Regions from separate parts of the Homo sapiens genome. Here region 1 is linked to region 2. A link is an interaction called in ENCODE POLR2A ChIA-PET data of the cell type or tissue named here. Cell type or tissue: PC-9. All regions are shown on one strand. Each heading gives the region's core, and the rest is flanking DNA. Links, peaks and the distances in the headings are about the cores only.

Region 1 (6,075 bases), core at 1,333-5,332, 730 kb after region 2:
TATGCATGTAAATACTATGGAAAACATTTTGACAGGTTCTTAAAAAGTTAATCATATAACTAATGTTGTTAATCATACTACCATATGATTCAGCCATGGCACTTCTAGGTATCTACTCAAGAGAAAAGGAAATATGTGTCCATATAAAGATTTGTACAAAAATACTCATAGCAGCTTTATTTGTATTAGTTAAATCTGGAAATAATCCAAATGTTCATCAATAGATGAATGGCTAAAATATTGTGGTATATCCCTGCAAAGAAATACTATTAAGCAACAAAAGAAACAAACTGTTGATTCAAAATATGTTACTCTTCTTTTTCTTTTTGTTTGAGATGGAGTCTCACTTTGTCACCCAGGCTGGGGCACAGTGGTGCAATCATAGCTCGCTGTAGCCTTGAACTTCTGGGTTCAAACCATCCTCCTGCCTCAGCCTCCTGAGTAGCTGGGACTATAAGTGTGTGCCACCACACCCAGCTAATTTTTAGAAATTTTTTTGTGGAGACGAGGGGTTGTGGGGGGGTGGTGCAGTTTCTCACTATTGCCCAGGCTGGTCTTGAACTAGTGGTCTCAAGTGATCCTTCCACCTAGGCCTCCCAAAGCACTGGGATTACAGTGTTAGCCACTGTGCCCAGCCTAAAATATGTTAGTTTTTTGTTGCTGCAAAATACATTAGCACAAACTTCAGGGTCTCAAAACAACATACGTTTATTATCTCAGGATAATAAATGATCAGGAGTCTGGGCATGACTTAGTTAGGTCTTTTGCTTAGGGTCTCACAAGACTAATTGAAGTGTCCCACCAGGATGCATTCTCATCTAGACACTTGACTGGGGAAGAATCCATGTCCAAGCTCACTCAGGTTGTTGGCGGAATTCATTTCCTTGCAGCTTTAGGTATGAGGACACCCGCTTCTTGCTGGTTGCTGGCTGGAAGACGCCTTTAATTCTGAGAGGCTGCCCGCACTTCCTAGAGGAGCTTGAAGCTCCTGGCCATGTGGACTTTCCCCACACGACCACTTACATCATGAAACCAGCAAGGACTGCTGAGTAAATAATTATGCTGAGTAAAAGAAACTGATCAAAATACAGTACATACTGGATTCTATTTTTACAAAACTAGAAAATACAAACTAATCTACAGTGACAAAGGTTAGATCAGTGGTTCCTTTGAGTTGGGGGACAAAGTGAGATAGGAGAAAGGTATTACAAAGGGGGACAAGTACATTTTAGAGGTGATAAGTTCACTTTTTTTTTTTTTTTTTTGAGACAGAGTGTTGCTCTGTTGCCCAGGCTCGAGTGCAATGGCGTGATCTTGGCTCCCTGCCATCTCTGCCTCCCGGGTTCAAGTGATTCTCCTGCTTCAGCCTCCTGAGTAGTTGGGATTACAGGCATATGCCACCATGCCCGGCTAATTTTTGTATTTTTAGTAGAGATGGGGTTTCACCATGTTAGTCAGGCTGGTCTCGAACTCCTGACCTCAGGTGATTCGCCCGCCTCGGCCTCCTGAAGTGCTGGGATTACAGGCGTGAACCACTGTGCCCAGCAAGTTCAGTGTCTTGATTAGGGTAACGGGTTCATATGAATACTTATGTCACACTCATTAACATGTATACTTTATGTGCAGTTTATCATATGCCAATTATACTTTAGCAAAACTATTTTTAAAAGCAAAAATGTAAAAAAAAAAAAAAGTAATTCTAAAAAAAAATGATAAAATTACACCCACAGCCCATTCTGTTGTTCTTCCTACTTCTGCCTCCCAATAGTGGCAGTCAGAGGGGAAGAAGGAGGACCCCAGGTCACAAGCAGCAGAGATGAATATATCTCAGTGGTTTGTGATGGTCTTGTCTTGTCTGAATGTACTCACATCTGAAACTCCATAGATCACAAAAGAATATGAAGTCATTGGCCATAACTGGATGCAGACTCATATTCACTGTGAAAATACAACAACATGGGATACGGAATAATGAAAAGAATTAAAAAATTTAATAATGACACTAACAAGAGTAAAACAACTTTAAATAATTGATCATTGGTCTCACTGTACTAAGTTCTTTATAAATAGTCATATACTTAATCTTGAAAAGAATTTTCCAAAGTGAGGTAGGAGATCAGCAGGACTTCTTTTCCAAGCACCGGTAATGACCATGCTGATCAAAAACAGGATGCAGTAAAAAAAAAACAACAAAAAAACCTCAGCAGAGTGGTGGCTCACACCTATAATCCCAGTGCTTTGAGAGGCTGAGGTGGGAGGATCCCCTGAGCCTAGAAGTTCGATATCAGCTGGGCAACATAGTGAGAACTCCATCCCTAAAAATGTAAGTTAAAAAAAAATTAGCGAGACATGGTGGCCTACATGTGTAGTCTCAGCTGCTTGTGGGGCTGAGGTGGGAGGATTGCTTGAGCCTGGGAGATCAAGGCAGCAGTGAGCTACGATTGTGCCACTGCACTCCAGCTGGGGCGACAGAGCAAGACCCTGTCTCAAAAACAAAAAACCCTGGCTGGGTGCAGTGGCTCACACCTGTAATCACAACACTTCAGGACGCTGATGTGGGCAGATCACCTAAGGTCAGGAGTTCGAGACCAGCCTGGCCAATATGGTGAAACCCCATCTCTACTAAAAATACAAAAATTAGCTGGGCATGGTGGCATGCACCTGTAATACCAGCTACTAGGGAGGCTGAGGCATGAGAATTGCTTGAACCCGGGAGGTGGAGGTTGCAGTGAGTCAAGATCGAGCCACTGCACTCCAGCCTGGGCAATAGAGCCAGACTCAGTCTCAAACAAAACAAAACAAAACAGCTGGCTGAAACCAGCAGATGGTGACAAAGCAACCTCTAGTTGCCCTCACAGCTCATTAGAATAAAGACACTCCCATCGGCGCCATGACAGTTTACAAATGCCATGGACATGACTCAGAAGTTACCCTATAGGGTTCTGGGAGCTCCCCCCACCCCTTTTCTAGAAAATTCTGAATAACACACTACTTAATTAGCATATAATTAATAGTGGGTATAAATATAGCTAGCCTGTGTGCTTTACTGTGGCTCTTTCTTCAGTTCTGGCTCCTGCTCTGACTCCTGCTCTGGACTGCTCCTGTTGCTGAACACTGCTCCTGCCCTTCCTGTCTGTTCTACTGGTGGAGCATCCACTTTGCTGTACACTGCTATTCTGGGCTGTTCTGCCTGTGGGTTAGTTGTGCTTTCTGCAGCATCCACCTTGCTGTACACAGTTGCTGTAGGCTTCTCTGCCTATGGGTTAGCCTTGCTTTGTGGAGCACCCGCTTTGCTGTACTATGCTGCTACTCTGGGATGCTCTATGGGTGAGCCTTGCTCTGTGGAGCACCTATTATGCTGCATGCTGCTACTCTGGGCTGCTCTGCCTGTGCGTTAGCTTGTGCTGTGTGGAGCGCCCACTTTGCTGCATGCTGCTACTTGGCTGCTCTGCCTGTGGGTTAGCTTGTGCTCTGTGGAGCACCCACTTTTCTGTATACTACTACTACAGGCTGTGCTGCCTGTGGGTTAGCACACAGGTCGCCCTTTGTTTATGGAGCAGTTTGCTGTACACTATTGGTCTAGGAAGTGTTTTTAAATTAACTCTGAAGCCAAAAGCCCTCCAGGGTTAAGTCCCAATTTTGGGGTTCACCTGTGTCAGCCTGGTGACCCTGAAGGAAGGAACCATCAAAATGAAGAGACCATGAAGGGAGCATCAAGATGAGCGGGTTGACCATCAAGATAAAGTTTGGAGTTGTGATACTGTAATGCTATATACTAGCCAAAGGCTCTTTTCAGAGCCATGTTTTCTTGGTGACTAACTGGTTGTACACTGAAGCTTTGGAAACCTTTGCCTGGACCCAAATTAATGGCCAATTGGCACCATGTGGTTTCTGTGATTTCCCTGTCATATTGACCTTTCTGGGTAAACCAGGAAATGAAAGTGGGGCCTCCAGCTAGTCCCATGTTCAGATTATGTCCCCATTGCCCCGTTTTTGACCATCGTCTATTAAATCTCTAATGACTGGCTACTTGATATTACCATTCAGTTCCTAAATGCATGGTTGTATGTCAGAGCCATGTTCCTTCTAGGATTGGGTTAGAGTCCCACTCTAGGGGGAATTTATTGGGTTATTGTCAGTCCCACTCTACGTGGCGTTAGAATTGAGAGTCCTGCCCTAGGGGCTTTGTTTTTTGGTCACCTTTCTAAGATTGGGGTTTAAATTTCCACTAAGGGTTCTTAATTTGGTCAGCGTTTTTTTACTTCCATACTTAAAGTGCCTTCTTTGTAACATTCCATTAGCTAGTGATGGTAGTTGCCAGCCCACTGCCCACTCATCTTTCACTTTTGTGGCACCTACTTCTTGATACCCATGTTCTTTTGGCAGGAGTCAGTGGTAATTTCCCTACTGCTCTTGAAGAAAAGGGAGGTGGAAATTTGAAAGGAAAAGTAACTGGACTCTCTGGACTTGGAAGAATTTCTGGGTTTAGTAGGTATCTCTGGTAGACATAACAACAGTGAGCGTCCTGAAACACTTCCTGCTAGGGTGCCTTTTAGGCAACTAAAGCAAATTCAAATTTGATGTCTTAAAAACTCATCTTCTATTATAACAGTGTTTAGTACAAATTAATTTCCCAAGAAATTTGGCCTAAAAATGGTTCACTCTCCCTGGAGCCTCCTTGGTGCCTTAATATGAGGAAGGGGGTCCTGCCAGTTCTCCACTACAGGATTCCATCCCAAGTTCATCAGGCACCCCTCTGCTTTAACCAACTAGCTCCAGCCTATATGCCATACTGCCTGAGGAAATAAGTCCAACCAGTCTAATCAGGAGTGATAAAGTCCTATCAGCCCTTAAAATCAAACTTACATCTATTGTGAGAGGTTGAGACGTTGCTAATGGCGGGAACAGTACTTGTGCCTTTTTCCATGTCTGATTTAGCTTCATGCAAGGGAAACATTGGCTGGTATCAGAGGATCCAGGGAAGTTTATAGTTTGATGTAACTTGGCATGACTTGCAAATAGTGTCCACCTGCTGTGCTGTAGAGGAGAAACAAGGGATTTTTGAATACTGCCTGGGCATATGCTGATGGAATGGCTGCTTGTAACCAGGATCATGCCATTTATTGTATGTGGGAGTGTACTTCCAGATTTGGACCCCCATGGGATTACCAGAGGGGTTCCTGAGATCTCAAATGTAGAAATCATAGGTAACTTGTTTAATAGAAGATATGAAAGTGTGCTTAATCCAGTTAATTATGACAAGGTTAGAGAAGTAACTGTAGGGGAGGATAAAAATCCTATTCTAGTCAGGGCTGTTTGGTTGAGGCACTCAGGAAATATTGCAGGACAGACTCCCCAGAAAGGCAAACTCTTTTATCACTCAGTCTGTCCTTGATGTTAGGAGGAAGCTATAACAGGCAGAAAGGGGAAACGCAAACTCCTATAAGCCAATTTTTAAATATGGCCTTTCCAGTTTACAACAATAGGCACAGGTCAAAACAGGCAGAGATAACCAAAAGAAATAATATCCAAAATGCAATTGTTAGTGACTACTTTAAGCACCCTCTCCCACCTCAGGGTTAGCCAGCCTGAGGAGATTTGAGATCAGCATCTCAGATGCCCAGATGAGAGCCCCGAACTTGCTGGCCCCAGGGCCAATATCACTGTGCCTTCTGTAAGCAAGAGGGCCATTGAAAAAGGGACTGTTCCAAGCTTCAAAGGGAGCCTAGGCTACCCAAACCCATAATGGCCAAGAAAACAAGACTGACCGGGCCCAAGGTCCCCCACAGCTCCCACTGGACACCTTACCATCTCCATGGAAGAGGCTTAGGTAACTTTTGAAGTGGCAAATAAAAATATTTAGTTAAAATGTGTTCTTATTGAGATAATAATTTTGTCAAATTCAGAAACTATATAAAGGTTGATTCAAATTATGGATTAGAAAAGGCTATGAAATAAGGAATCTATAAGTAGGAGAGAGATGTGAAGAAAGTTATGGATGTGGAGATGTATTTTTGGTAAGGAAGGTCATAAAGAATGATTGTATAAAGGAAGGTTATAAAGAAAAGAGCATAA
Region 2 (6,075 bases), core at 1,207-5,206:
TGTTAGTCAGGATGGTCTCGATCTCCTGACCTCATGATCCGCCCGCCTCGGCCTCCCAAAGCATTGGGATTACAGGGGTGAGCCACCGCGCCCAGCAAAGACACTTTTCAAAACAATGCTTTCCTTTCCACACACATAAATCTAAACTAATCAGCCTGGGCATTGTGTTTCTTGAGCCCTGGAAGATGGTATCTGTTTTGTTGAAGAATTTGCCCATTCTGTCCCATCTCTCTGACTTAGGACACACCACACTAAATCCTGATATATAAATTGTATATATCATTAAGACTTCTTTAGTTGTCCTTTAGGATGTATGTCCTTTAGGACAGTGACCATGTTCTTTTGTATTGACTGTTTCTCCAAGGACACATTCAATGATAATCAATGTGGAGGACTTCCGAGATAATGACCCTTTGCCATCACAGGCTGTCTACCTCTTCTCAGCATTAAGACCCTCTGCTTATTCACATGCCCACAGCTCTCGAGGGAAGAAAAGAAGTCTAGAAATACCCAACCAGGCGCATGGACAAATTGGCCTACGTAGGCCTTCCTCCATGCCTCCCCTTCCCCCAAACCCACATTTATTTTCATTCCTTTCCTTCTAGTCTGGCACAACATGTCAGTAAAAAGGACACAAGACTAGAAAGCAAATTCTGAGATTTGGAGCATCTGTCTCAGAATAAGCAGTTGCAATATGCCTTATCTTTCCCAGAATATGTTCTTGCTCCACATCTAACAATAAAGTTCCAAGAAGGGGAATTCGTCAACATCTCTCTGACTGATTTAACAAGGTGAAGACATATCTGTTTAAGAGGTATTGCTGGTAGCCAGACGAGAGAAGCTATTGAGACATCTGCAGTGAGGTACCTGTTGCAAAGCCCCACCGAGAAGGTGGCTGCGGGGAACTCATTCCTTCTTTGGGATCAGCATGGTTCTGTATTACATTTTTAGAAGAGCTGAGTTTCCATGTGTTCTTAAGGTCTAGGATGTATACAGGAGCTCCAGTATCACAGTGGACCCCACAGAAGTGGCCAACTACTTACATTTCAATATCCTTCTCTGCTTTTTTGTTTATCAGACCAAAGCTGAATGTGAATCTGATGGCTGCTGCTTTAGTTCAAAGCCAATGGAGTGCTATACCTACAGAAGCAGAACTTTAATAAACTGGCCTGAGCAATAGCAAATGGGGAGGACTTCTGAATTAACGACCCTTTGCCATCACAGGCTGTCCACTTCTTCTCGGTAATAAGACCCTCTGCTTATTCACATGTCCACAGGTAACCTCTAGAGGGAAGAAAAGAAGTTTAGAGATAGCCAACCAGGTGCATGGACAAATTGGCCTACCTAGGGCAGATGCCTCAAGTATTTTTCTTCTGCAACTGATTATCAGCACTGCAGACTATTTCTGAGGACATTCTGGCATTATTAGAAGCCCTCCAGCCACTCTCAGCTTTGACATGTCCTCTATGTAGTTTCTGCAATGAAAGTAATTAATGTCATGGTTCTCGTAGAGCAGTACTGGTTCTTACGGAGCATTCTGGAAATTAAATAAGTTGGGTTTTTATTGTTGTTGTTGCTGGTTTTTTTTTTTTCTTTTTTGCTGTCCTGGTGATTGGGAAAGGGCACACTACTGACATTTAGGGAAGGACCAGGGATGCTAGATATCCTGTGAAGAAGCCTCAACTCATGCATGACTTCCAGGTATCTCAAAATCAATCTGAAGATGAAAAACCTGATTATTTGAGGCTAAAACAGAATTCCTTTTACACATAAGCATGAAATGTCTGTGTGTGTGCATAGTTTAATGTGCACTGAATTTTCCAAGAATGCAATCACTTTACAAATTAAGAGAAGACTGTATTTTATTGTGTTCAAATGTCACTCAGCATTACTGGCCTTTTCAAAAAGAAAAAAATCACATTACTGAGAGTAATGTCCCTTGTGGTATTTGAGTTACCTGAGTCAGTTGGTTTGGTCCTTGTTGCATTCAGGATAGTCCCATACAGAGCTGGAACATCCAACTACTTCATTTTGTTTTCTAGTATAGGGCCCAAGCATTTATAGGTTGAAAGTATCATCTTTATTGTTAAAATACCATCCCTTATTTAGCTTTTAAATCATATTAAGTTGCTTTAGCAATTTTTGAAAAATTAAGTTAAATAGTATTACCTAAGAATTTAATTACAGGCTGTAAAAAGGACCATAAAAATATTAGACATAAAAAGGGAGCCTAGGCCTGACAGGTGTGAGAACCACTGCTTTTTATATATTCTCATTTGTAAGCCCTGTTTAATGAGCTACACAAGCACCAACCTCACAGAGGGTCGATAAATACAGGTCACAACCCTCACTGCTACTCCAAATGGTTGCACCAGGACCTGACTATATGATTTCAAAGCCTGAGTTGCTGCCCTTGTGCCTTGGGATTTTAAGGCTCTTCCCAAATTAATATGCTTAGAATCCCAGTGTTTTCTTACAGCTTTTCTCAATTTCTCCATCAAAAATAATTCCTTTTCTCTAGTATAATTACAGAACTATGGCTGAGGCACTTCTTTTATTTTTCCTTGTATCAGTGGGAATTCTTACTGTCAGGGGATGAGGTTATTTGTTCTCACAGTCTATCCCCATTGTTCTTTCCATTTTCTGACCCTCAATAAAACCTTGCTAAGTTTCATCACTCACATTTACCAACCCCCTAGAGATACTTACGTGCGTGTTCAACTTTGGAAATTGATAGAAATTTTTTTTTCCTTCCTAGATGGAATCTTGCTCTGTCACCCAGGCTGGAGTGCAGTGGCGCAATCTTGGCTCACTGCAACCTCCACCTCCCGGGTTCAAGCAATTCTCCTGCCTCAGCCTCCCGAGTAGCTGGGATTACAGGTGCACACTACCATGCCTGGCTAATTTTTGTATTTTTTGTAGAGATGGGGTTTCACCATGTTGGCCAGGCTGGTGTTGAACTCTTGACCTCAGGTGATCCACCCACCTCAGCCTCCCACAGTGCTGGGATTACAGGCATGAGCCGGCACACCTGGACAGACATTTTTATCATTATTCCAGTATGGAAACATTTTCTCCTGTTTTTTAGTACCACGCATCTGCTTTACCTCATGCAGTCTCCCAACCTTTATGATTTGGTGACAGTATCAGAAAAGGAGAGGCTCTGAAACACAAGTTAAAAGGAATTGGGAAATGAATAAATTGGCCATCTGCAGAAGTAACAGATATTTGAGATGGTTTAGAAATGAATGGATGATTAAATTCACACCATGTTTTCCACATCACGTAATAGGAAATGGACCTCAGATAAGTTGTGATCACATTAATTTAACATGCCCTTTATCAGGCAATGTTTGCTGTAATGAAATAAACAAAAAAAAAATAAAAATAAAAATAAATAAAAAAGGAGCATGTCCAGTACTACGTCATAACTGAAGAATGGTAGACTGCATGAAATCTAGAAATGAGTGAAAAAGAATTAGGCTTTGTCAGTATGTTTCTTGCAATCTCCATGGAAGGGAGTGCTCTGTTTCCAATGAGGAAAATATAAATTTTTCTAGTCTGGCCAAAGACCATTTATTCAGGTAAATAGTTGTTTTTTCAAGACATAGCTGTAAAAAAAAAAAAAAAAAAAAGTCCTTTAGGACCAGATTCTCTCATATAATTCTATGTTCCAATCTGTTCCTTTTTGCCCTACAAATTGTTCTTCAGAAAAAAAAATATATATATATATATAGACATATATATATAGACATATATATAGACATATATATATATACATACACAAAAAGTTATTTGGGGCAAAACATGAATCATGTGCTTTCTTGAAGCTACCATATAAAAGTTCCAGTGTAAAGCACTAACATGACAACCTGGTTTGGATTAGCTCTAATCAATTCCCCAAGGCTCATTAGCAATGTCATAAATTAATCAAGATTGTTTCAGCAACAGAGGGTACCATGCTTGGCTATCAGGTGCAAATAACTTAAAAGATCTATCTTTGAGTCCTTATTTCTCTTTATCTCTCTGTTTTAGAAATTTTAACTTCTTAATAACTGAGAGTAATGGGCCTGATATGTGAACTTTGTAAAGAAGTGTTCAATTTTTTTCTGAATGCTTCTCTCCATTCTCCACACAGATTTTAGCCACCGCACACACAATATTCTTCTAGACATCTTCTTCCCTGCTGACAATTCCAGGTTATTCAAGTAGTCCCTGATGGCCCAAACTTCATATAGACATATAGATGCAGAAATATAGACATCTATCTATATTCTCTGTATGTTTAATAAGGAGTCACTTCACTATTCTTTATTCTGGCCTGGAGAATGTGTTTAGGTATCTTAATCCTTCCAAATCCCCTTCTCACTTTCTCTTCTGGATTTTAACTACAGATTCCTCCATTCCATAAAACAAACCAATATCAGAATTTCCTGCTGATTATCTGTATTAATGGAGAGGCTCAAAGGCACCTGTGCTATGAAAAGTTGTGATGAAAAAACTCAAATGTATGATGAATTTACTGTTCTCAAGTATTTTGGTGTGAAATGGTGGGAGGAGAGGAGATACATAAATGCAAAAAGTATAATCTCTGTTCTAACAGAGAGAGGAGTATACACACATACACATACATAACATATATACAAAATACATATATACATACACACACACAGCCTCCAGAGAGATGTTACAAAGATTTTGTGGGAAGTTAAGTAGAGATTATAAGAGCTAGAGGAGCTAAAGGAAGACAGAGCTCAGCTAGGCTCTAATAGAGAGGGCTTCAGAGAGTGAGACTTGTGTGAACTTTGGAGGATAAGTTAGGATTTAGATAGATGGAGAAGCAGGGAGAAAGAACATTTAATTAAATGGATTTCATGAAGTCTGAATTGTATCAATTCTGTGCCAAATGCAGATTCAATACATCAAATAATGTAAAGAAACCAACTGTAATGAAGCACCATCAAGATCCTCCAAGCACTTCCTGGGAATCAGGATTTTTGGTCTAGGGTCTTTAGTCTACAGATTGAGAAGCAAGGGTACCTGGAGATTGGTTGCTGACTCTTAATTTTAGCCAAATCTTGAGCTTTCTGAATCCATGGGCCTTCTTAATGCTCTCTGTGAATCTTCTTTTTCTCTTCCTTAAGAGAGGAGAAGGAATGAATAATATTTAGAAAATGAATAATATTTACAGGAACACTATTAAGTTTGAGTTTCTCACCTGTAAGTTTTCCTTTATGACAAACTATGTGATGCTTGTAACTTGTTTTTACACAGGGGGTTTTTTCCTATTATATTTTCCAGTATAGTATTTGATACATAAGTTTAATACATGTAACATATATTTAAAGTGTAAATCAGGCTGGGCATGGTGGCTCATGCCTGTAATACTAGCACTTTGGGAGGCCGAGGAGGGTGGATCATGAGGTCAGGAGTTCAAGACCAGCCTGGCCAACATGGTGAAACCCCATCTCTACTAAAGATACAAAAAATTAGCTGGGTGTGGTGGCGGGCTCCTGTAAACCCAGCTACTCGGGAGGCTGAGGCAGGAGAATTGCTTAAACCTGGGAGGCGAGGGTTGTAATGAGCCGAGATCGCGCCATTGCACTCCAGCCTGGGCGAAACGGTGAGACTCTATCTCAAAAAAATAAAAATAAAAATAAAGTTTAAATCAAATTATATCAAAACCCATGATAAAACATCTAACCCAAAACTGGAATATTGACGACAACTTGTATTTACCTCTGTGTTTTTCCCCATCCCATGTCTTGCCTTTATCGCTAAGATAGCCAGTGCCAGGTATTTTAAAAACTCTCTTAAAAGTTTTCATTATCACGCACTTGTGTATACTTATTCTGTATAAGCGCTTCTATATACACTTCAACAATGTATAATTTGGTTTTATTTTCATTTTATTTATTTATTTATTTATTTATTTATTTATTTATTTATTTATTTATTTTAAGAGGTAGGGTCTCACCATACTGCCCAGGCTGGTCTTGAACTCCTGAGCTTAAGCAAACCTCCCATCTCAGCCTCCCAAAGTGCTAGGATTACAGGCATGAGCCACCATGCCCA

What was found. Peaks named below come from ENCODE experiments on the same cell type or tissue, not always from the same donor. Only the 100,000 strongest peaks of a DNase experiment are listed, where the experiment ranks them.
Region 1: POLR2A ChIA-PET joins it to region 2 with 7 read pairs; 4 of 35 experiments call an interaction of 5 or more read pairs at or near these places.

The regions. Positions count from the first base shown.
Region 1 is chr6:27,112,116-27,118,190 of GRCh38, reverse strand. No RefSeq gene overlaps it. Among named protein-coding and RNA genes, the nearest start is that of H2BC11, 18 kb to the left of the region's middle. RefSeq lists an enhancer at 2,881-2,980. In PC-9, for the core only: no CTCF peak of the experiment used is centred there; a DNase peak (open chromatin) is centred at 2,870.
Region 2 is chr6:27,840,627-27,846,701 of GRCh38, reverse strand. No RefSeq gene overlaps it. Among named protein-coding and RNA genes, the nearest start is that of H2BC15, 5.1 kb to the right of the region's middle. In PC-9, for the core only: no CTCF peak of the experiment used is centred there; no DNase peak of the experiment used is centred there.